5 separate regions of the Homo sapiens genome follow, and regions 1, 2, 3 and 4 are each linked to region 5. The links are chromatin loops, found by intact Hi-C in ENCODE. Cell type or tissue: ascending aorta. All regions are shown on one strand.

Evidence for each region. Peaks named below come from ENCODE experiments on the same cell type or tissue, not always from the same donor. Only the 100,000 strongest peaks of a DNase experiment are listed, where the experiment ranks them.
Region 1: it touches region 5 in a loop (2.8-fold over the local background); 49 of 110 quality-filtered maps call a loop at or near these places.
Region 2: it touches region 5 in a loop (7-fold over the local background); 50 of 110 quality-filtered maps call a loop at or near these places.
Region 3: a loop joins it to region 5, with 3 times the contacts of the local background. A loop is called at or near these places in 18 of 110 quality-filtered maps.
Region 4: a loop joins it to region 5, with 11 times the contacts of the local background. A loop is called at or near these places in 47 of 110 quality-filtered maps.

What each region holds. Positions count from the first base shown.
Region 1 is chr2:42,944,056-42,949,055 of GRCh38, forward strand. The region is part of intron 1 of LOC112268413 (a long non-coding RNA gene); the gene reads left to right. Among named protein-coding and RNA genes, the nearest start is that of LINC01819, 93 kb to the right of the region's middle. RefSeq lists an enhancer at 1,496-2,295. In ascending aorta, a CTCF peak has its summit at 2,963 (motif pointing right); a DNase peak (open chromatin) is centred at 2,966.
Region 2 is chr2:43,575,288-43,580,287 of GRCh38, forward strand. It overlaps THADA (THADA armadillo repeat containing), which reads right to left. Exons shown (of 38, transcript NM_022065.5): 9 at 3,226-3,320; 10 at 1,735-1,955. Among named protein-coding and RNA genes, the nearest start is that of THADA, 18 kb to the right of the region's middle. In ascending aorta, a CTCF peak has its summit at 2,203 (motif pointing left); a DNase peak (open chromatin) is centred at 2,156; H3K27ac peaks cover 508 bases.
Region 3 is chr2:42,921,464-42,926,463 of GRCh38, forward strand. It overlaps LOC105374568 (a long non-coding RNA gene), which reads right to left and starts at 1,707. Exons shown (of 3, transcript XR_940014.3): 1 at 1,183-1,707; 2 at 171-213. RefSeq lists an enhancer at 4,916-5,000. In ascending aorta, a CTCF peak has its summit at 2,782 (motif pointing right); DNase peaks (open chromatin) are centred at 1,738, 3,161, 3,498, 3,858 and 1 weaker place; H3K4me3 peaks cover 350 bases; H3K27ac peaks cover 5,000 bases.
Region 4 is chr2:43,606,845-43,611,844 of GRCh38, forward strand. No RefSeq gene overlaps it. Among named protein-coding and RNA genes, the nearest start is that of THADA, 13 kb to the left of the region's middle. In ascending aorta, a CTCF peak has its summit at 2,669 (motif pointing left); a DNase peak (open chromatin) is centred at 2,687.
Region 5 is chr2:42,825,035-42,830,034 of GRCh38, forward strand. It overlaps the pseudogene CHORDC1P1. Among named protein-coding and RNA genes, the nearest start is that of TRI-TAT2-1, 17 kb to the left of the region's middle. In ascending aorta, CTCF peaks have their summits at 2,751 (motif pointing right) and 3,996 (motif pointing right); DNase peaks (open chromatin) are centred at 2,767, 3,687, 4,007 and 4,917; H3K4me3 peaks cover 534 bases; H3K27ac peaks cover 399 bases.

The DNA.
Region 1 (5,000 bases), 120 kb after region 5:
GGGCTCCATCCTACCTTCACCTCCTTCATTCCCTACCCTGGAGCCCTCAGGGACCTCCTTTTATCCCTTAAGCTCTTAACTCTCAACGTCTGCACCACTCTCATGTGGTAGTAATCCCCATTCAACATGTAACATTGTTTATCATCTCAGGTGGCTATGAAGGGCTTTGTATGTGCCTCTTCTATCCCCAAGCACACTCTATTTTTTTATTTAGTTATCATTATTTTTCTGAGACACAGTTTCAATCTGTCACCCAGGCTGGAGTGCAATGGCAGGATCTTGGCTCACTGCAACCTCCGCCTACCAGGTTCAAGAGATTCTTGTGCCTCAGCCTCCTGAGTAGCTGGGATTACAGGCATCCACCCCCATGCCTGGTTAAATTTTGTAATATTAGTAGAGACTGGGTTTCACCATGTTGGCCACGCTGGTCTGGAACTCCTGACCTCAAGTGATCCAACGGCCTTGGCCTCCCAAAGTGCTGGGATTACAGGTGTGAGCCCCTGCGCCCAGCCCCTTTAAACCATAGTTTAAACCAGCATACTTTAAACCAGCTCTGTTCAGTAGACTTCTAATGTGAACTACTTATGTACTTTAGAATTTTTCAGCAGTCACATTTAAAAGTACCAAAAAGAGACAAAATGAGTTTTAATACATTTTATTTAACCCAATATATCATAAAAGGTTATCATTCCAATATGGGAGTAATATAAAAATTATTAGTTAGACATTTTACATTTTCTTGTACAAAGTCTTCGAAGTCTGGTGTGCAGTTTATAGAAAGCTCTTCATCTGATTTAGATTTAATAATGACCTCTCCTTCTCTTCCACCTGCCCAATACCAAGCCAGAAAAGATGTAGCCCCACAAGCAGGGCATTCTGGGAATTGTAGTTCCTAGCTTCTCTCAGAGCCACAGAGAAGACCTTGGAAAGGGATAGTGGTGATGAATTGACCACAGACAATCCGGCCCATTATTCCACTGGGCAAGTGCTCCTAGAAGTACATAGGAGCCAGTTGCCAGGTTGGAGGAACAGCAAGGCTGCACAGGGAGGGAGGGCAGTGGGCACGGCAGGGGACCCTGAGCGAGCTGACTCCCAGGGGCAGAGGGAAGAGGAGCCTCTGGTGGGGGTAGGAGAATAAGAGATGGAAGGGCACGGAAGGAGGAAAAAGGTGGGTCTCTGTGAGTCCCTACCGCATTCTGGACATACAGGTGCTCTAGTGTCATGAGGCGGCCAGGCCCGCATTTCAGTGACCCCCACATTGGGGCGGGGCGAGGCTCACAGGTGTCACTCCCCCTGACTCTGGGTGCTAAGAGGAGCTGGGGCAAGGTGGTTGCCCCCAAGGCCTCAGATACTCTACTTCAGTGCTTCAGTGTGGGTGGACTCAGAAGCCGTAGGGACCCCACCCCTCCAGAAGGCTTCCCAAGCAACTCTCCTGTCAGCCTGGACTCCTGACTTCGATGCTTGTTCGCACATGCATGGCCACAGCTCGTTTGCTGTGCTGCACGGGGCATGCCCCCACTCACAAGGAGCCCTTCGGGGTCAGAGCCCAAACTATCTTCTAAATCCCACAGCATCTTGGAAGGTGCCCTACACATCTGTGCTGAAGGGAGCTGGGGTGGAGGCCAGGAAGAAAGGTTTGCAGGCATCGGCAGAGCCACTGAAGCTGCTCCTGTCACCAACAACCAAAGCTCTGAAAGAAAGGGGAGAAGTCCCTCCGGGGCCCCTTCCTTCATGCCCTGAGCAGCCAACCTGGCTCATACAGACCTCAGAGACCCAAGAGACATCAGAGATTAGCCAGAGCCAGTCCTTAGGCTTTCGAAAGGAGCAGCACAAACACACATAGGTGTGGGGGCATGAGGGGGGAGGAGGTGGTGGTGCTCCTGGCTGCAAGACACTAAGAGCACGGGGCCACACTGCTGGTGCTCAGCCCCAGCAGGGGCAAGGCTCAAGAGGGAAGCTGGAGTGTCCTCTTGGAGAGACCCCCACTGAATTAGATCACCTGCCTATTAATGAGGAGACCCCCTGACTGAGGACGCCAGCCTCTGACCAGTGGCTGAAACCCGTCTTCTAGGCATTAATCCAGAAGTTAGATGTACCATGAACCTTCTGGTCTTTCTTAAGAATCGTGGGATTTTTGGCCAGGCGCGGTGGCTCACGCCTGTAATGCCAACATTTTGGGAGGCCGAGGCTGGTGGATCACGCGGTCAGGAGATCGAGACCATCCTGGCTAACACGGTGAAACCCCCTTCTCTACTAAAAAACACAAAAAATTAGCTGGGCTTTGGTGGCTGGTGCCTGTAGTCCCAGCTACTTGGGATGCTGAGGCAGGAGAATGGCGTGAACCCAGGAGGCGGAGCTTGCAGTGAGCCGAGATCGCGCCACTGCACTCCAGCCTGGGCGACAAGAGTGAGACTGTCTCAAAAAAAAAAAAAAAAAAAAAAAAAAAAAGAATTGTGGGATTTTAGGGCTAGGCTGAGTTATGGTCTGAAGCTCACCTAGTCCAAGGCTGTCACCTCGCAGATAAGGAGACCAAAGCAAACGTGGAGTGAAGCTGGAGGTGGGCCTGGTCTCCTCCACAGAGGCCTTTCCTTCTTCCCCACCCTCCCCTTGGTCCTCCCTACTAGCCCCCACCATACGTTCTCTCTTTCATCCTCTCTCAGGGCTGGAATCTTTTCCCTGATAGCCCATCTTCTAAGACACAGCGGTCCCCAGATGTTACTTGAGCAGAAACAGAGCAAGCGCGGAGTGCCTGATGCCTCTGAGAACCTAATGAATGGCTCAGATGTCACGTGGCGATCTGGAGGGGAACACACATAGGACAGAAAACCAGACCCCACGGGACTGTTGAGCCCTCCAGAGTCAGACCGTGGTGTCTGAAGCAATGAAATAGGGTTAATTTGGCAAGGCTTGTCCCTGGGCACAGTTTCCCTCCCCGGCTCCAGTTTGTGCTTGCAATTCAAGTTTCTGGCACCAGATGGCAGCGTTGCTCTGTTATGAATGACTTGATGGAACAGTTTTAAAAGTCATTCATTCATTCATTCCACAAGTATTTACTGAGTGCTTTCAATGTGCCAAGCCCTTTTCTAAGTTCTTGGGATAGAGCAGTGAACTAAACACAAAAATCTGTGCCTCCTGGGAGCTTCATTCTCATGCAGGAAGACAATGAATAGATGAGAAAAACATTTGGCGCGTCAGATGATAGGTGCTATGGAGAAAAAAAATAAAGCAGATAGGGATGAAAGGAGGGCTGGAATAGGGGCATTGTGAAGTTAAAGGGGAGGTCAGAGATAATAAGATCAGGGAAACAGAGCTGCGCAGAGCAATGGAGGCTCTAGGCAGTGGGCGAAGCAGAGAATGTTTACATGGGAAGGGGCTTTAGAGGTGGCTTTGTTACATTTGACAGTTGGGGACACTGAGGCCCAGAGAGCTCAGTCTCAGCTGAAAAATCTGCCTCAATTGAAATGACCTGCCCAAGTGAAAAATCTGGAGGCAGGCAGCCTAGAGTTTCAGGTCCACCACATCCTACCCCGCTGCCCCTGCCACCTCCTAAACCCACCTCAGTCCTCCCGCAATGCAGCAGGACTAGGAACTCACCAAACTCTGTTTGCTTTTCTTTCTGGACACATTTTCTAGCCTGCCTTGCTATTACCATGTGCAGCTACCAAGTTCTGGCCAATGGCTATTGGGCAGGAGTAAGGTACATCTATTCCAGGCCTGGCCTCCAACAGTTCCTGTATCATCTTCCACGTACCACCTCCACTCCTTCCCCATCAGTGCAACTACAAGCACAAGACTCCAGAACTCTAGGGAATGAGGATGTTGCTAAAATAAGGGGGCCCTCTATGACTGCATGGAGATGAATACCCCATCACCATGCTTTGGACTGTGGTGTGACTGAGTTTGGTATGTTGAGCTATTGGGAGGTGGGGGTTGTTTGTTACAGCAGCTTTCTTACCCTAACTAATACACCCACCATCACTGAACCCAACTGAATGCATAGCCCGCCCAGCCTCAGCTCCCAACACTATATGGAGGACATCTGATGCTTCTGCCAACCCTTTCTCTCTTTGCCTGCTCTGAAGCCCATGTAGTCCAATGCCATTACCTCACAGATAAGGAAACCAAAGCAAATATAGCTGGTCATAGCTCCCTTTATATTCCAGGAGCCAAACCAGTTCTTGGTGAAGTTCTTTCTTATGATGCCTCTCCACCATCACCCAGAGCTGGGCACATGACCCAGGTGGTCATTCTGAGCACACAGTCCTCCCGGCCAAGTGACTGGTTCAGGGATAGACACATCATGCAATCAGAGTCTTGCTTAAGATTCAAGCTATAGATGCTGGAAAGAGGATCTGTCTTCCTCTGAGATGCTGAGTGATGACCAAGAGAGTTGGAAGCTGCTGGAGCCATTGCCCAAGGATATGAGGAAGAAGCTGTTGGGGGAATGAAACTAACATGTAAAGGTGGCCATAGAGCTGGAGAGAAAATCATACTCCACCATATTGTTGTTCCAATCTTGCCTGAAGTCAGGTCTTCCTTCAATTTCCCCAGTTACAAGGGCCAGTTAATTATCTTTTTTTTTGTGAGACGGAGTCTCACTCTGTCACCCAGGCTGGAGTGCAGTGGTGTGACCTCGGCTCACTGCAACCTCTGCCTCCCGGGTTCACGCCATTCTCCTGCCTCAGCCTCCCAAGTAGCTGGGACTGCAGGTGCCCACCACCACACCCGGCTAATTTTTGTATTTTTAGTAGAGATGGGGTTTCACCGTGTTAGCCAGCATGGTCTCGATCTCCTGACCTCGTGATCCGCCCGCCTCGGCCTCACAAAGTGCTGGGATTACAGACGTGAGCCACCACACCCGGCCAATTATCTTTTTAAAAATTTTGATTCAGTTTGAATTTCTGTCACTTAGAGCACAAAGAGTTCTGATTAATAATTATTGGACTAATATTTACTGAGCCCTACTGTGAGCCAAAAAACTGGGATAAAATAGTGAGCAA
Region 2 (5,000 bases), 750 kb after region 5:
AAAATTTAAAAATTTAGCTGGGTGTGGTGACACACACCTACAGTCCCAGCTACTTGGGAAGCTGAGGTGGGAGGATTGCTTGAGCTCAGGAGTGAGACTGCAATGAGCTGTGCTCATGCCACTACACTCCAGCCTGGGTGACAAAGCGAGACTTTGTCTCAAAAATAATAATAGTCCAGGAAGGGACATAGGGAAATTTGGGGGATGATGGAAATATTCACTACCTTGACTGTGATGATTACACAAGTTATTTATTTATTTATTTATTTGAGACAGGGTCTTGCTGTCACCCAGGCTGGAGTGCAGTGGTGCGATCTCGGCTCACTGCAACCCCTGCCTCCCAGGTTCAAGCGATTCTCCTGCCTCAGCCGCCTCAGTAGCTGGGATTACAGGCGCATGCCCCCATGCCTAGATAATTTTTTGTATTTTTAGTAGAGACAGGGTTTCACCATGTTGACCAGGCTGGTCTTGAACTCCTGACCTCAAGTGATCCACCTGCCTGAGATCTGCAAGCCTGGGATTACAGGCTTGAGCCACCATGCCCGGCCTACACATGTAATTTAAAAGATAAGGAAAGCCAAGTGTTGGAGATGGTTGGGGGAATGGGGCTTCTCTGTGATAAAAATATTCTAAAGTTGTTTGAATTAACTTTTAAGATGTTAAAACTTCATTTCAGAAATGTTGATAAGGATCACTTTAGATTACCTATGTTAAAGTGCTTCATAAATTCTAAAGCACTACACATGTAGAAACTTTTATAGTTTTAAAAAATGATGCTAAAAACAAATTTCAGGAAAAAAATTTTTAAAGAAAAAATATAGCAAAGAGAATATTAAAAATTAATTTTAGAAATGCTGGTGGTTGTACAACTCTGTGAATAAACTAATAAACTGAATTGTACACTTCAAATTTATGAATTGCATAATATAGCTCAAATATGTAAAAAATTATTTTAGTTTTCCTCCTTTATTCATATGTTCAGTATTATCAAGCTGTATATATGTTTCGACATTTCATATACATGATCACTTTCAGCCATTATGGCAAAAACACCACAAAAATACAAAATACAGCCCCATGAAGTCAGAAGACCTTCTAAGATTGCTGTTTCAGGTTCTTATTAGCAATATGGTCTCAGGTAAGCATTTACTTTTCTAAGCCTCCCTTTGCCCATTCAACAAATTAGATTTCTTATCCTATATAGTAGCCATTTGAGGATCACATTAGATTACCTATGTTGAAGTTCTTTATAAATTCTAAAACACTATACATATAAAAATTTTTATAGTTTTTAAAAACGATAACATTGAAAATGTTAAAAATTAATTTTAGAAATGTTCTTTACAGGCTAACCTGCAGCAATAATTTTATTTATTTATTTTTTTAAGACAGGATCTCACTCTGTCGCCCAGGCTTGAGTGCAGTGGCACAATCATATCTCACTGCATCCTCGGCCTCCTGGGCTCAAGCAATGTTCTCACCTCAGCCTCCCACGTAGCTGAGACTACAGGCGCATGCCACCACACCCAGCTAAGTTTTAAAAGTTTTGTACAGACACAGTCTCACTATGTCACCAAGGCTGGTTTTGAACTCCTGGCCTCAAGTGATCCTCTTGCCTCAGCCTACTGGGAGGGTAGCTGGGATTAGAGGCACAAGCCACTCCAGCTTTTGGACTGCATCTTCTAAATGTCTTACAAGTGAAACAAAATATGAGACGATAGCATCAAAACTCACTGTGAACTCAAGGTGAACAAAACATGTGCAGTATCCAAGAGCAGGGCCTCCCCACTCCGACCCATGCTTCCGTTCTGCCAGTCCAACATGGCAAGTGTCCCCTGACAGAGGAATAAGACAGCTGACTGAGAGATGTCACCACAACAGAGGCTCCTGCAGCTGCTCATAAACCACTCGGGGACACTGGTGCAGTCCACTGAACGAAGCAGCACACTGCTAATCTGGAAAAATATAGCAGAGCTAACACACATAAAGCTTTTAAAACTTTTCAGAGATATTTCAAAATACAAACCCAAACATCTCTTTCCCCTGAAAAATCCTAGGAAAAATGACTAAATCCAAAGATAAAATACCCACAAATGTCATGATTATTGTATTAGTATTAAAGGAAAAAAATTACATCAAGTACGAGAATGATTTTGCTGGTTGGAATGTACTGGCAGAGCACAACACATCGCCACCTGCAGGTGGATAAGCTTAACAACTGCTTTTTTTTTTTGGTATGTATTTTTTTTTTAAACAAATGCTTTTAGAGGTGATTTGAGAAATAAACATCTTCGACTTATCCAAAGATAATTACTTTGTGTGATCTCATAATATATTTTTCTAAGGTCAGGTAAAAAGATAAAATAAGTTTCCATACAATATAGCAAGCAAAAAAAGAAATCTACTAGTAAAAAATACAAGGATTGTGGCCTAAATTATCAAATTATACTTTCTGTAAGAAGCAAATTTACTGAACAATTGACTCTATCTAGCATGCTTCCTGTCTAAAGCACATGATTTGGGTTATTCTCAATAAAGAATACATTTATCAGAAAAGTTATTACTGTGTATATATCTATACATTGATATGCATAATTTTAACATTAAAAATATCTTTTAAGATACTAATGAGAGATGACACTGAACAAACAGCACTAAAAAGAAACTAAAAGAATGTACATCAAAAATGTTTATAGTGATTATCTTTGTGAGATGGACTTACAGGTGACTGTTATTGTCTTTTTGTTATTGTTGCTTTATCTGAATTTTTGGAATTGTCTCTTATTATAACAGAAAAAGGTCATCAGAAGGAACCAGACAATGCAAAAAAAAATTATTTTAATTCACTTCTTTAAAAATATTTTTAATTTTTTTTTTTTTTAAGAGACAAGGTCTCACTCTGTTGCCCAGACTGGTGCAATCTTATCTCACTGCAGCCTTAAACTCCTAGGCTCAAGCGATCCTCCTACCTCAACCTCTCAAAGAGCTGGGACTACAGCTGTGCACCACCATACCCAGCAAATTTTCTTTTTTTTTTTTTGTAGAGACAAGGTCTAGCTAAACTCCCCAGGCTAATCTCAAACTCCTGGCCTCAAGTGACCCTCCTGCCCTGGCCTCCCAAAGTGTTGGGATTATAAGTGTGAGCCACTGCACCAAGCCAAAATTATTTTTTAAACATACCCTAACTCTCAATAAAGTACAATTCTAAAAAGGAGATGCACTTACCAAATGAGGAATCTTTTCAGACGGGTGAAACATAGTCTTAATAAAAAGAATAATAGCTAATCCAGATGTGCTCTGTACAGTCTGTAACAGATCATCTATTTGGCAAAAAAGGAGAGAAGCTTGTGTTAAATAATGAATATTCTGGTAGAGTGGAAAGAGCAGATGCTGAGCAGCCAGATAGGCCTGGGTACAATTTCTAGTCTGACCACTTCCTGGGTGAATAGGTCTTACCTAAGTTATTTAACATCCCACAGACTCTCTTTTCTCTTGGGTAAAATGGGATAACTCTTAACTGAGGCAGTGTCAGGTTTAGATGAATAATGAACATAAACGCTTTTTAGAAGGAGTCTCACTCTGTTGACAGGCTGGAGTGTAGTAGCGTGACCTCAGCTCACTGCAACCTCTACTTCCTGGGTTCAGGCGATTCTCCTGCCTCAGCCTCCCAAGTAGCTGGGACTACAGGCGCGTGCCACCACACCCAGCTAATTTTTGTATCTTTAGTAGAGATGGGGTTTCACCACGTTGGCCATGATGGTCTCGATCTCTTGACCTTGTGATCCGCCTGCCTCGGCCTCCCAAAGTGTTGGGATTACAGGCATGAGCCACTGTGCCCGGCTGAATATAAAGGCTTTTAAGCCCAGCATATAGATACTCAATAAACGTGATTCCTTCCTCTCTCCTCTAACATACACTTTCTTCCTCGCCAACTATTGCTTCCCAAAACACCTAACAGCAACACCACCTGTCCCCTCCCCTCCACCAATGCCTCTGTATCCCAATCACCATATACACAGACTTTTTCAAAAAGAGATTTCAGGGCTTGTATAAAGAATGTAGGTAAGTGCTAATTACAAACTTTGCTAGCACTGACACTGTACCCATAGCAACCAAACAGTTTTGACTTGGTATCTTCTTTTTGTTTTATCTCTATTAGCCTCTAATACCATGGTGAGTTGTTCAACCTGGGGAAAGAAGTAACACTTCTTTATGACATCATAAACTACGTACTAAATATCCACTCTGCCCTTCATCACTGATAAGAAAACTGTGACTTTGATTGGGGAAGCCACATGCCCAGCCAAAAGCAGGATACTTGCTTCTTCAATCTTCTTTGCAACTAAAGGTAGGCATATAAGAGGGTTCAGGCCAGTTGGATTTAAGCCAGTCACTTGAGTATCCTGATCAAAAGTAAAGACGCAACTGGCCTTCCTTCTTCCTGCCTTGAATAAAGACACATCTGGAGCTACAGCAGTCATATGGCAACCACGAGGCAACAAACGTGGGTGAAAACCAACCTGCTGAAGATGGCACAGCAGAAAAGCAGAAAATGTGTGGGTCGTACACTGCCTATACCAGTTCTGGATGACCTGCCTCTGAACTTGTTATGTGGGAAAGGAGGTTTGGTTTTCAGTTACTTGCAGCTAAACACTTTACTGATTATGAAGCTTTAAAATGCTGGAAAAGAATAGTACTGATTAGGTGCCATCAACTTTTCGGAAAAAAAGCTACTTCTTTTTTTTTTTTTTTTTTTGAGACGGAGGCTTGCTCTGTTGCCAGGCTGGAGTGCAGTGGCATGATCTTGGCTCACTGCAACCTCTGTCTCCCGGGTTCAACTGATTCCCCTGCCTCAGCCTCCCGAGTAGCTGGAACTACAGGTGCACGCCACCACGCCCAGCTAATGTTTTTTTTTGTATTTTAGTTTTTTAGTATTTTAGACAGGATTTCATCATGTTGGCCAGAATGGTCTCAATCTCCTGACCTCGTGATCTGCCCGC
Region 3 (5,000 bases), 96 kb after region 5:
CTGGACCTTCTTCAGGGAATTCTGGGGACAGGACAGAGGCTTGGACTGGAGTGTGGAGACCAAGAAAAAGCTGGGAATGCACTGGGGTTTGGAGGCAAAGGGGGGTCCCAAGGGCTTCTGCCCACTCTTGCGTGCCTCAGAAAGAAGGGCTGAGAGCTGATGACAGATACCTGAGGACTGTGGCCACTGTGGCTGGATGAGGTGGTGTGTGTCCTACAAAATGCAAAGAGAGAAATGAGAAGGGAGGTGAAATTCGACCTTCAACACCAAGGAAAGGAAAGGGAGTGGGAAAAGACGCCCAGCTTGGGGTTCCTTGTTCTGGACTTGTCCTACTCCTGCTGCCTCAGCACTCAGCCCCTGGAGGCCCCGCTGTGGAAAGAAACAAGAGACTGGAGATGCTGGCTCCCTGGGTTGGACTGGGCAGTGCCTGGGATAACAGCTTCTGTGGGGGTTGGGAATGCCCCTGTAGCATCTGGTCACTGTGCTGGAGTAGACTGGAGTTCATCCCCAGAAGGAAGAGTCATTCCAAGCATCCAGTCATTGCTCCCAGGACTCCCAGTGGGCCATGGAGCTGACACTGGGCCCAAACTAGGGAGGACCCTTAAGTTCTTAAATGTGTCTCCCGCCTGCAATCCTGCCTCTGCACCCTTGCTCCCCACATCCAAGGCCATCCACCATCCTAATCTACTGCCCTCCTTGACGCAAGTTCCCCTCTTCCCGACAGTCTTTGTTGAATGCTCTCCCACATAGGTGTGGGTTGGGAAGGGGTGAGTGGATCTTGAAGCATGCTAAGGTTTGGCTTAGTAGAAAGGGAAGGGCACTGTCCACTCTGCTCACTCCACTCCATCTCCCAGCCTCTTCCTCTCCCCAGGCAGCATTGAAATCTGGGTTCAAACTACTCCAGAGCACCAGGCCAGCACCTCCCTCTCCAGACCCACATCCCTAACAGCCAGCCAGGTACATGGCCAAGGCCAATACACCAGCCTCTCCCTGGATTCCTGCTGCCACCCTTCACTCAGCCAAGCTGTCCACAATCCTGGTATTCATCCTTAACAACAGCCCGGCCCTTGTCCCCCCCATGCTGGTTCATCACAAGCCTCTCTCACTCCCTCCTAAATATTTCTTACAACTGTCCCCTCATCTCCATCCCCCCGGCCCCAAGTCCAAGCTATCACTGCTCACCTGGGTGACAGCCACATCCTCTGAACTTGTTTTGTGTCTGTGCTTTAGTTTGTGCTTTCTGCACATTTTCAGTCGAATGAACTTTCTAAAATGCTAAGCTGCTCATGTCTTTCCTCTCTTTAAAGCCCTGGCAGGCTCCCTACTGCTGACCCTATGAAGCCCTGGCTTCTTGGGCCAGTGGACTTTGCTCCCTGTGACCTGGGCCCATCCCTTCTCCAGCCCCTTCTCTGGCCTCTCCCCATGCTCAAACTTTCTATCCAGGCCTAGTGAACTGCTGGCATGTCCCAGACCTACTAGGCTCTCCCTTACTCCTTTGCACATGCTGTTCTCTGTGCCTGGCAGGCTTGTTCTGGTCACCCGCTCTCAGACCACCTCTGATCTCTTAGTGAAGTCATTCCTGACATTCCAGTTCCCAGATCATCTCATCCTGTGCTGGGTCTGAGCACGCATCGCCAGCATTGCTTCTTTGACTCTCTCCTAAAAAGTCTAGACAGACTCTGAGGCAGGCACTGCATCTAAGAACCAAGCTCAGCACCTGGAAAATGTCCACAGAATGGAGTGAGTGAATACGTCTAAATGGCATGCATCAGCTGACCCTCTTTTAAGGTCCCATTGGGTATAAGCCTCTGGCACACCCTGTCTACTGGGCATCTGGTCCTTGCATAATCCACATGCAGCCCAACTGTGGAATCTGATTATTTTTTAAGTTTAGGCTGTTTGGGGTACAGCCCAGGGCTGGAATGAAGAAAGGCTCTGAGCATCCCCTTTCCTCTGTCTTGGAGGGATTTTGATGGACAAGGGCAGCCACACATCTGAGTGGGGGCCAAGGCTTCAAGGATTCCAGGCCTGGCTCCGCCTACCCCAGCTACAGAGCCATTCAGTTCTTAATCAAGTCCACAAATATTTATTGAGTGCCTACTGTGTGCTCCCGCCTGTAATCCCAGCAGTTTAGGAGGCCGAGGTGGGAGGATTGCTTGAGCCCAGGAGTTCAAGACCAGCCTGGGCAACAAAGAAAGACCCCATCTCTACAAATAACAACAACAACAAATTAGCTGGGTATGGTGGCACATACATGTACTTCCAGCTACTCATGAGGCTGAGGTGGGAGGATCACCTGAGCCCATGAGGCGAAGGATGTGGTGAGCCATGATCATGTCACTGCACTCCAGCCTGGGTGACAGAGCGAGACCTCATCCCCCTCCCCCCAGAATCCTCATGCGCTGGAGGAGAAACAACAGGGAGGCTAGAATGGGCCGACTACATTTGTTGCCACAGAGCTTCTTGGAGGATCAGTATTTAAGCTGAGACCTGAAAGATGGGAATGAGTCAGCCATTCAGGGATCTGAGGAGAGGGAGAGAGCTCTAAGCAGGAGGCAGCCTGTACAATGGGTTGAGTGATTTTTATCTCTTTCTGAACCTCAGTTTCCCCATTTGTGGTGGGGACCATAATGCTTCCCTTGCCTCCCCACAGGGCCTTGGCAGGGTTCAGAGGAGCCCATGCTAACAAATAGGACATAGCTGTTCAGACTCAGAGGCCATGAGATTCTGTTCCTGTGTTTATGGCAAGATGGCTGCCCCTTCCTGTTCTCCACAGGGAGGCACCACCATATATGTCCTGGTTAAAAAGTAAATCAGGAGCACATGTTGTCAAAGCTTCCTGAGGCTGTGTCATGAGTAAAAAAGAAAAAAAAAAAAAAAAAAAGGTAAAGCAGCCTGGGAGGGTCTCCCTTTGAGGCTTATCAGCCTCCCACTCCTCTGTATGAATATGATAATCAGACTCTATCAGACCAGATTTTTGAGGAAAGACAGAGTGTTGGGATCTGAGACAGATGGATAGAAAACACCACCCAGGGGAAATGGGGGCACCGGGTTTTCCCAGCAGTGAGCCCTTCAAGGGGAACCCCAGGCCTGGTACAATGCCTGGCACAATGCCTGGCACAGAGTGGGGGGTTCCATGCAGCATTGATGACAGGATGAGCCAACGTTCCCACAGCCTCACCAGCAGAAGGGAGACTTCCAGGCAACAAGGGTTCCGAGATCCCAACTCCCTTCCCCTCTCCCCGTCTTTCTTCAATTCTTCTGTCGTCTGCCCCCGCTTTTCTTGCAGGCTTTGGGGGGTATTCATGCTCTCCGTTTCCCAGTGGACAAGTGGCGGGGCCAGGGGGGCTGTGTGTGCGTGTGTGTAGGCACGCGGGCTGTGAGGGGGCTGGGGACAAAGGCCCCGGAGTGAGATTCAGGGCACAGCTGAACTGCCCTGAACTCTCCTTTTTGTTTTCAAGGAAATGCATAATCCAAGAACCACCCACGGCCCTGGCGGCTCTGCTAAGCAGGGCTGGAATGTGCTGCCTTTCCCGTTAGTAATTGTTTTTTCTAGTTAGCCTGTAACCCTTCGCCTGCCATTCCCCTGCTGCAGGGGTGAGGCCCGCAGGGATGGACACCTCGGCTGCCCTCCTGAGATATCCCCGCACTCTCCACCCCACTCCCACAGGGTTCAGGACCTGGTCCTGGCAGCACCCTCCGGACCATCTGCCTTCGTGGCGACTCTTTCCTCACTGAGAGGGGCCAGGGCTGCTGGAGACTGCAGAGTCCTGCATGGGGCCTGCAAATCCTTGTTATGGAGTCTCCGTGTCTGGTTGTAGCCAGGGCTGTGACTGTGAATGGGTGTCAGTGCAAGCTGGTGGAGGAATGTGAGTTTGTGTGGGTGGCTGTGACCTGGGATACTGAGGACTCAGAGAGAGAGAGAGAGAGAGAGAGAGAGAGAGAGAGAGTGTGTGTGGACCCTGTGAACATGGGTACACATCTGTGAAAGCCAGCAAGCATGGTTGTGAATCCAGTTTGTGTGCAAGCAGGTGGTGTGAGTGTGCGTGTGCCTGTCCCGGGAAGGAAAAGCCATGTGCACCTGAGCTGACTCAGCACTTCTCTTTCCTGCCCACCCAGTTGAGCGCCTGAGCCTTTGCTCCAGGGAGGAGGCAATGCCCTCTGCCCCCGTGTTTGTGTTGTTGGCTGCCTCACCCTCACCAGCAGGAGGGGAGCAAATGTGGCGCCCTGGGCCCGGTCCCAGTTAGCTGAGCTGCGTATCTTTAATCCCTAGGGATTAAAAAGGTCACAGGCTCATGCTATTTCCCGACCCCTCCCTGCCAGGTCCTGTCTGGAGCTCTCTGAAGTGGCTATAGCTAAGGCCAGGCCTCTGCTCAGATGGAGGTGGCCTCTGTGGAGTAAGAAGGGGTACTGGGGTGTCGCTTGCTGTACCCTGAATCCCACCTTCTTGCAGCACTGACTGTTGCTGCTTCATCCTTGGTGAGGCCTGACCTGTGGCCTTTAATTCTTAGTGTGAGCTCTACCACCCTGAGCGGTGAGGGGTGCTGGGCTGGCCTCAGCACCTGCATCTCTCAGGGAGGTCTGCCCCTCCAGAAGTCGGGGCTCAGGATCACAGAGGGGCTGGGAAGTCAGGAGGTGGAGACAAAGCCCAAAGTCTCCCGTTGCAGGCTTTGGGGCAGAGGCCAGCCTGTGCCCTGAGCAGCTAGCAGTGCAGCAGTGCCAAGGCCCGGTCCAGTGTGGCTGCTGAACATTTGGTTCAAATCAAAGGCCTTTTCCAGCCAAGAGAGGAATGCTGCCGAGTAGGATTTGGGAACGGGCCCGGCAGGGCAAACACTGCCTTAATTGAGGCCCTTCTAGACTTTTAATTACAAGCAATGTTTTCCCAAGCTTCCTAAATTGACCATGGAGACCTGCTGGTGTTAGTGCCCATGGCAGGGACGAAAAAAAAATCGTCGTTAAAGCTTTTTCAGCAGGTTTATTTTAGCAAATGTTTTGAGGTG
Region 4 (5,000 bases), 780 kb after region 5:
CATTTTGCCCAGGCTGGTCTTGAACTCCTGAGCTCAGGCGATCTGCCGGCCTCGGCCTCCCAAAGTGCAAGGATTATAGATGTGAGCCACCACACTCGGCATTGAGTTAAGTTTTTAATATCCATATTAACTAATATTATCCTGTATCCACACGTAAGGTTTCTGGAGCAGAGCGGATTACTGTTATTTACTTACAGCCAAAAACAATCCCATGGATCCCCTGTACCCAAATTCTTATCCCTTAATGATACAACGAGAGGTGGCTGAACAAACTCTACATGTAAGTAATATGTATTATAAGTGAGGAACCCCCACTCCCCCAATTTAATCTAGGTGTTGATGTAGAAGGGAGAGGCAGCTGTACTTCTTCCTTCTTCCAAGAGTTTCTCTGGAAACACGATGGGAAGATTCCTGGGTTTTTACTTTAACCCTTTGGAATATGAATAAACTTCTGGGGAAAGGTAAGTCCAGTGTCACCACTTTACCACCCTGGGATGTCTCCACAATCCAGGTCTCATCCCCCGGTGTTAGTCCCTTTTCATTGCTATAAAGGAGTACCCAGGGCTGGGCAATTTATAAAGAAGAGAGGTTTATCTGGGCTCACGGTTCTGCAGGCTGTATAAGCAGCATGGCCCTGGCATCTGCTTCTGGCGAGGCCTTGGGAAACACAATCATGGCAGGAGGTGAAGGGGAAGCCAGCGTGTCACATAGCAAGACAGGGAGCAAGAGAGAGCGAGGTGGGAGGTGTCAGGCTTTTGCATAAACTAACTGAGCAAGAACTCATGCATTACCATGCAGAGGGCAATAAGCCATTCATGATGAATCTGCCCCCATAATCCAAATACCTCCACCAGGCCCCACCTCCAACTTTGGGATTATGTTTTAACATGAGATTTGGAAGGGACAAAACATCCAAACCATATCACTCGTGCCTCTTGAAAAGTAAACGCATACCTCCAGGTTTACCAGGAGGTAAATCTCTCTCCAGAAGATAAATCTCCAGTGGAGATGTGTGTGTTATGAAGGTCTCATGTCTATGTCTAGTAAATCTCTCTTGTGCGTGTTTCAGGTTTCTCTCACTATCTGATCCATAAATTACTGTCCAGGTCCCCAGTAAAATTTGCTTAGAAAGCCCTAACTTGCAGAAGCATAAAAGTATTTGCTACCCCCAAATTTGCATGTTCAAATTAGTGTGACCTTTCACACTTCTTTTAATTTTCTTGTAATTACTTTGAGTATATAAAACTCTTTTTTTTTTTTTTTTCTGGCTGGGTGCGGTGGCTCACATCTGTAATCCCAGCCCTTTGGGAGGCTGAGGTGGGCGCATCATGAGGTTAGGAGTTCAAGACCAGCCTGACCAATATGGTGAGACCCCGTCTGTACTAAAAAATACAAAAAAATTTGCCGGGCGTGGTGGCACATGCTTCTAATCCCAGCTACTCGGGAGGCTGAGGCAGGAGAATCGCTTGAACCCAGGAGGCGGAGGTTGCAGTGAGCCAAGATCACACCACTGCACTCCAGCCTGGGTGACAGAGTGAGACTCCATCTTAAAAAAACAAAAACAAAAACAAACAAATAAGAACACTATTTTTTTTGCCATTGTTTTGTGTATTTTGATTACATAAAAAAATCAGTCTTGCTATTTATGGCCTAGCCTTGCTTTTGTCTATTTGGTGAAATGATCACCACCACCCCCTCTTAATCATACCTGCCAAATCTTAAAATTACTGCTGGTGGTTTCTAAAAATGAAATCCATTTCCAAAGAATAAAGATGTCTATGCCATTGAGGAAGCTGAAGAGAATGTTTAAAAAGCAACATCCAAAAGGATTTCCAAAAATATCAGAAACTATACTAATTTTTGAAGAAACAAATATATGGCCCCAAAGGTGATTTCTTTAAAGGGGACTAATCTCATTTGAATGTGTAAACTCTGGGATGTTCTGGTTTTTTTAAAAAAAAAATCATAAAGCTTTATATAAGAAACAAGTAGATAAAGATGTGTCCTAGTCCTGACCTGATGTCACCAGCACTAACACTCAATTTAGTTAGGTGACCTATAAAGTTCACCCTAGTTCTACTGTCCTTCCCACCTTGCCTACAAGATAATGGAGTATTCTTTTTCTAAAATCTGCATTGCAGCATTCCAGGAGCTGCTATCCTATCTTTCCTTTACCTCGAGGTCTGAGCCTCAAGAAAGCCTAGGAACCCAGACAGTGCCTCTCCACCCACACAGAATTGATCCCGCTTCCCATACTCGGAGCTCTCCTGGACTAGGGAGAACTTCAATCAGGCCCCTTCCTGCAACCCTGGTAATTTTCATTTATTCCTCACAAAAGGCCTGTGAAGCACGCAGGGCTGGAATTCTCTCTCTTTTTTTTAACTGATGAAGAAACATGTTCAAATGGAGCAAGTGGTTGGTGTGCAGTGATTCTGATGCTCAGTCCGGGGCTCTTTCCATTATATTCCAAACCCTCCTTTTTATATGCAAATGAGCCAATTGTGGCAGTGACACTTTCCTACAAAATGAAACAATGCCGTAATTACAAGGGCTTGGGAATTAATGGCACTAAATGGGTAATTTGGGTTTAATGTTAAATCCTGGGATAGGCGACCCAGGGCCAGAAAGAGAGGCTTTCCAAGTGTCACCTCTGCCATCTGGTGGTCAAATGACAATATAACTGCAACAACTCAGTGTGGATACCATCATCATGTGAAAGTCACCCATGACCCCAGGGTTGGGTGAACTATTTGAGGCTGGGCTCTGACTTTTACGGCCTGAGATGAGAAAATAAAATGTTGAATACACAAATAAAGGTCAGAGGTTTTCCCCTATATCTCTGCTCAGGGTGAGGAACTGTGTAGTTTACAATGGAAGAGCCCATTCATCCATTTATTCAACAAATATTTATTAAGCACTGTCTTAGGTTGGCTTCCTAGGAAACAGATTCTAGGCAGAGATTTGCTTAAGGAGGGTTACTGGGGAGCATTCTTGAGGATCACCCTTGTAAGGGGTTGAGGGAAACAGAACTCGTCAGAAAGAGTTGAACTGGAATGAATTTGCAACAGTGGCGTCAGCCAATCTTACTGGGAGCTCTGGTGTTGGCTTGGCAAGGGGACTGAGCCTCTGCACTTCTTTTTCCACCAGTTATTGGATTCGCTGAGAGCTGTAACAGAGCTGCACCTAGGGGGATGAGTGCCTTGGTCCTAAAAGGGGGTATCTGGGCAGTGCCCTACAGCATCCACTACAGACACCTACTATGTTCTGGGCACTGTGCCAAGCTCAGGAGATGTAAAGTTGAACAAGATAACATCTCTGCCTTCAAAGGCACCCAGGGGTGCAGAGGTATAGAAAATAAATATGAGGACTAATGAATAAAGGAATAAATAAATAAAAGGGGGTTAAAAAAACCCAGGAAATATAAAACAATTGTCTTATAGCCAGAAAATCTATCTAAAAAGAGTAAACAACAAAGAAAATTCTTGCCAGAAATGTTGGCTCACACATGTAATCCCAACACTTTGAGAGGGCAAGGCAGGAGGATTGCTTGAGGCCAGGAGTTCAAGACCAGCCTAGACAATAAGGGAAGATCCTGTCTCTACAAAAAAAAATTAGCTGGGCATGGTGGCATGCACCCGCAGTCCTAGCTATTTGGGAGATGAAGGTAACAGGATCACTTGGGCCCAGGAGTTCGAGGTTGCGGTCAGCTATGATTGCACCATTGCACTCTGGCCTGGACAGGAGAGTTAGATCCTGTCTCTAAAACAAACAAGCAAAACCTTGCCTTTTCTTTTTATGTTTGAGACAGGGTCTCGCTCTGTTGCCCAGAAGTGTTTCAAACTCCTGGGCTCAAGCATTCCTCCCACCTCAGCCTCCCAAAGTCCTGGGATTACACAGTGACTGGATCCTTTCCTTTTATTTTATTATTATTTTTTTTTGAGATGGGGTCTCACTCTATCATCCAGGCTGGAATGTAGTGGTGTGATCATGGCTCACTGCAGCCTTGACCTCCCTGGGCTTAGGTGATCCTCCCACCTCAGCGTCTCAAGTTGCTGGGACTACAGGCACACGCCACGATGCCTGGCTAATTTTTGTATTCTTTGTAGAGACAAGGTTTGCCATGTTGCCCAGGCTGATCTCAAACTCCTGGGCTCAAGCGATCTGCCCACCTCGGTCTCCCAAAGTGCTAGGATGGCAGGTATGAGCCATTGCGTCTGGCCCTTGCCTTTTATTAATGGCAGTAAAGAAAGCTGAAAACATTTGGTATGAAAACTGAATTTACCCTCTGCTGATATAAAAACTGAAAAAGAAGAAAAAACCATCTGGAAACAATTCTAGATAAACACCTATGAAACTTAACCAAAGCAGTGGGAGAGTACCTTGGCATTCATCCCCAGTGGAATGTGGCTCCCTTCAGTGCTACCTAAGAATAGGTGATGGGGCTTTCCCTCTATCCTGGGGCCTACACCTGTTCTGAGCTGTTGGGAAGGAGGTCTGCCCATAGGTAGGTGTCATTCCTGGGGAATATTCTATCTGCTGATCTTGTATTGATCTCCCCAGATACAGCACCTTGGAAAAATCAGGAAAGTCAGCTCCTTGGTACCTGCTTAGGTGGAGCCTGGGGAGGTTTTGGTGCTGATTCTGCATGTGGCCACATGATGCACCCCAACCCAATTCTGTTGTCCCAGATGTTTCTTTCTCTACATCCTTTTTGTTTTTCTTCTTCCCACACCTGTAGAATCTTTATTTCCTCGCAGGGAAAAGGGAAAAGTACTTGGATCCTTGCCTGTTGTCCCTAGCCTGTTACTTATAGCATGACAATCAACTCCATCCTATGAGCTCGTTAGGCTTAAATATTTGAAATGTACAGAACTATTTCTCCACCATGAGTTTCAGAAAAATCATTTGGGGACTTAAAAAGCCTAAAATTGCCTTTCTTGTCTCCTGGTTTTGCTGTGGCATCCATTCTCTAAGGCAGCGGGAATAGAATTGTCCAGAGG
Region 5 (5,000 bases):
TGCCACCACGCCTGGCTAATTTTTATATTTTTAGTAGAGACGGCGTTTCACCATGTTGGTCAGGATGGTCTCAAACTCCTGACCTCATGATCTGCCCTCCTTGGCCTCCCAAAGTGCTGGGATTACAGGCATGAGCCACTGCGCCCGGCCTATAATTTCTTTCTATATGTAACTAATTAAAGGTTTTTAAGAGGGTTTAATCTCTAAATAATTAACAGTTTAGTCATAACACCATAGAAACACATTTAAATATTCAGGAAAGAGATTTTTAAGATTATTGCTTAGTCTTATAAAATGGTGAATTTTTTTTTTTTTTTTTTAGACAGAATCTTGCTCTGTCACCCAGGCTGGAGTTCAGTGGCGTGATCTCGGCTCACTGCAACCTCTGCCTCCCAGATTCAAGCAATTCTCCTGCCTCAGCCTTCCAAGTAGCTGGGATTACAGGCATGTGCCACCATGCCCAGCTAATTTTTTTGTATTTTTAGTAGAGACGAGGGTTCACCATATTGGCCAGGCTGGTCTCGAACTCCTGACCTTGTGATCCTCCCACCTCGACCTCCCAAAGTGCTGGGATTACAGGCGTGAGCCACCGTGCCCAGCCTAAAATGGTGAATTTTAACCAAATTGATACCTCTGTATTCTTATTTTATGTTTCCTATACTCTTACATCATACTGCTTGGCAAGTAATGTAAGTTTTGACGTAATTTAAAAATTCAATTAGTTGTAAACAAATTCTAATTTGTTAAACAATTTATATATTCCTCTTTACTTACTACACTACCTCAGAATTAATCTTCCTTAAAAAAGTAATCATCCCACATAGAAAAAACTGCAGAGCTTCATCTCTTTCTTAAATATTTTCAAATAATGTAAGAACATAAATCCATGTAAAAACTGATTAAAAATGGACACTTCATCTTCCTTTACTAATTATGGAATAATAGAAAGAAGTAAATATCATGTTCTTAATATTTCTCTGCTTAACAGAGAAATACGAAGAAATACTGCAATTATGGTTATGGGAGATTTTCTAGCTTCTTCAAGTACAGGACACAACTATGGTTCCTACCAGTAAGGAGAAACGAATAATCAATCTTACATAACACAAAAGAAAGGTGAGAGGCACAAAAAGACAAACTGACTTTGGCTTTTAAGAACCTAATGTTAACCCTGAAATGCCCGATTGAGTAACACAACAACAAAACAAAAGATGACAGCAGCAAGTCACCACTTCACACAGTATTAAGAATTCTGAAATACGTAATAGCCTTCCTCCCATGTCCCGCTCAATCTGTTGTGTTGTCTTTTTGTTTTTCCTGCTTTTTGGCTGCAGGCAGTTCAAGGCTTGCCCACTGCATCGGTTCAGCTTTTCTCATAGTGATCTCAATCTTTGTTGCAGTCATAGTTACATAACTTCACTTTACATCAGTCACACCCCATAATTTCACATTTTGATGAAATCCCTTCTCTCCTTCAAATCCAATGTGCACATTTAACAACGTGCTATTTACTTCTACTCGGCTAAGTTCTGGAAGTGAATTTTTAGCATATACTGAAATGGTAACTTCACCTTCAGTCTGATGCCAGTCCTCTCTACGTGGAACATTTTCCCCAGCATCCTTTTTAGCCCATATGTGTTTCCCTGTTGAACAGCCCTCTTGGGCTAAGAATGTATTAAAATCAGAAGTTTTTCTTCTACAACAGCTCCAGTATTTCATCCCCTCATGGAAAATAGGTACTCCAGAATGATACACACAGACTTCTTCTAGACTCTCTAGACCCCGATATGTCTTTGAACACCCTCCATTCTTACATGAGGTCCCAATCTTAATTTCATCAGTCTTGTTGCTCTCTTTTTGTTTTTTTTTTTTTTTTCTGGTGGAGTCTTGCTCTGTTGCCAGGCTGGAGTGCAGTGGTGCAATCTTGGCTCACTGCAACCTCTGCCTCCCAGGTTCAAGCAATTCCCATGCCTCAGCCTCCCAAGTAGCTGGGACTACAGGTGTGCACCACCACGCCCGGCTAATATTTTGTATTTTTAATAGAGACGGGGTTTCACCATGTTGGCCAGGATGGTCTTGATCTTCTGACCTTGTGATCCGCCCGCCTCGGCCTCCCAAAGTGATGGGATTACAGGCGTGAGCCACCACGCTTGGCCTCTTCTTCTTTCTTATCTTCTTCATTCCCTGATGACAGTTTAAGTTTATCAGGTGAGGCAGATATTTTTAATTCCAAATTTGTCATTGGTGCATCTGGGCTTGGCCTTTTGATTGCTTCTACTGGCTTCGGGGCTTGAATGATGTGTTCCTGAAATTTGGGTTTCAATTCAGATAGTTCTTTCTTCTCAGTAGTCTTTACTTCAGGTTTGACTGGCTCATGTGGCTTCTCACTATTATGTCTACCTTTTGTACAGCCTACAATGCTTAAGAAATCAGAAAAATCAATTGTTCTTCTCTTATATCAAGACCAATCCTTAATGCATCGTGAAAGACTGGAACACCTGGGTGGCATATGCAAGCATCATCGGAATTGATCTCAGGATCGAAGCGCTGACCGCAGCCCCGGTTGTAGCACAGCAAGGCCATTTTCTTTTCCCACCGTCACAGGCAAGGCCCAAACACCGGGAACGGCAAGAGGGTGCATTTGCCACTCCCGTGTCGCTAGCACCGGCCTTGACAGTGGACTATTACAAGGATTTCTGTGGGCCCGCTCTGAGCCGCCGTTTCTGGCCGTGCAGACGGACTTCTACCACACGGTGGCGCTGCGGCTCTGCCATAGAAGGCTCCTCTCGGTCCAGGAGACAGGCAGGGCCGGCCACAGGACCAGCCTCCGACAGCGATTTCATCCGCACCCTGCGGGGCAACGTGGGGGCCTATCCGTAGCTTTCAGCGTTTCCTGGACCCTACCAGGACAAGAATCGCGGGGAGAGGTGCGAAGAAGGTCTGGAGAGGAGGAGGCTTGGGACAATGCAGAGTCCTGGAAGTGAGGCTGACCGCTGACCGCTGTCAGGAGGGACATGGACCGCTGCCGGGGAATCATGGGATTTCCCACCGGCCCAGTCATCTCCCACGTCGGGAAAAGGGAAGAGCTGCTTCCCCATGGCGTGTGCGCGTGGGAAGGGTCTCGGGCAGAGAAGAGGCACTTTTTCTGTCCTCCAGGCTGTTTCCGCCAAATGAAGACCTGGGCTGGAAGAGCCAGGAACAAAGAGGAGAGTCGAGTGCTGAGCACCCAGCGGGAGAGGATGCAGCCCGGTCATCTCACACCTGCTGACCACACAACATCGTCTGCGAGTTCCCCCCACCTACTTCGCCTGCAGCTGCCATTTGGGAAGATGACTCTTGCCTCTTTCACCGTCTGTTTTTTAGATTAGGACTCACGGGCCTAGGGCAGGAGTCAGCTCTTCCAGATCTTTATCGAAAAGTAACATCACACTTGTGCCCAGGGGTTCGAGACCAGCCTGGGCAACAGGACAAACCCCCTTCTCTACAAAAAAACCCACAAAATCTGTGTGGAAGGTGTGTGAACCCTTGGGAAACAGAGTTGCTGTACACGTGTATCAGGCCCTGAGCCAGCTGCAGGGTGGGCATTACTGCTTGGTGCCCTCCGCCCTCACTCTTCCTCCCTGGATGTTGAGGATGGCCCCGTAAACCTTGTTCATAGGGGTCCCTCGTTTTCTGAGACACCTCATCTGAGCACTGACGAGGGGACACAACTCTTGGCTGGGAAGCAGGAGACTGAGCATTGCCTTCAAGCCATCCCCACACATGTGACCTCAGTCAGCATTCTGCCCTTTCATGGGTGTCAGTTGTCTCGTCCATAAAATGGGATGATGTTCTTGTTCCAGCCGGCATACTGGATGACTAAATGAGGGAACAGGTAAGAAGCTGCATTGGAAAAAGGTACCATTCAGCTGCAAGACATCCTTGTGCAGTTCCCCCAGGGCTAATGGGGTTTGGTTGCCCACCTTTGCTGTGTCTCTTCGTGGCGCCAGCAGGTGGCAGCATTGCCTTTGCATGTGCCGGCTCCACCTCTGGCCTCTCCCAGACATGCAGCGTGTAGGGCAGGGGACCATTCTTCACCCAATTCATTTCAGGGGTCATGGGAAGGAGGGATCTGAAATGCCCTGAATGGGAAGGGCCTGGAAAGAAAATGAAAATCTCATTCCTCCCCTCAAAGAAACACAGATAAGCCAGGAGAGCAGGATCTGGTGCATGAGCCCAAGAGGGCTAATGTGACCACTTAGGCTGAAGGGGGACCTTACCTCTCTCTGCCACAACGGTGTCCCCCACCACCTGGAGGAGGGAACTGGGGATCCAGAAGGCTTGGGTCCTTGTCTTTGGTTGGAAAAGTCAGCCAGCATTGCAGTGGGGCAGCAGGAATTCCTCTATTTTTGTGTGTGCAACAGAGTTGAAAACTTAATTCACTCTATAATTTATTTGTGCAAAAAAAAGGTAATTTCCTTATTTATGAGTCTATAATGAATCTGGCCTTTCTTCCAACCCCTGCCTGATGATAAGCGAGAAAAACAATGAAATTTTCAACTTGATTTGAACATCCTGGGGCCAGAGAGTTTAGCCGGTCTTGTTAAGTGATCTTATTAATTTCTCTTGGATAAAATGCTTAGTTCTCAGACTGCTTTGCCCAGCTTCTCCCACTGTGGTGCTGTTGGGGTTTTGTAGACAGTCAAGGGCAGCTTGTGTGGCATCTGGTAGGAGGCATGAGTTGGGATCCTGGGGTGTGGTGTCCTCTAGACCCAGCAAGGTCCCCTGTCCCTCCTGGCCACTGATCATACTAGAAGCTGAGTTTATGAAACTCATGGTCCAGTCCCTCCTGATCTGACTAGAGCCCATGTGGCGCCCCTGGCTGGCCAGCCCTCCTGCACCTGGGCCCCTCCTCCCCACCAAGTCTCCTAGCTGTGCCACCATGGCCCCAGTAGGGCTGCTGGCTCACAGGAATGGAAGTTGGCTTTGAAAGCTGAACTTTAGTGGTGCCTCTCCCTTAC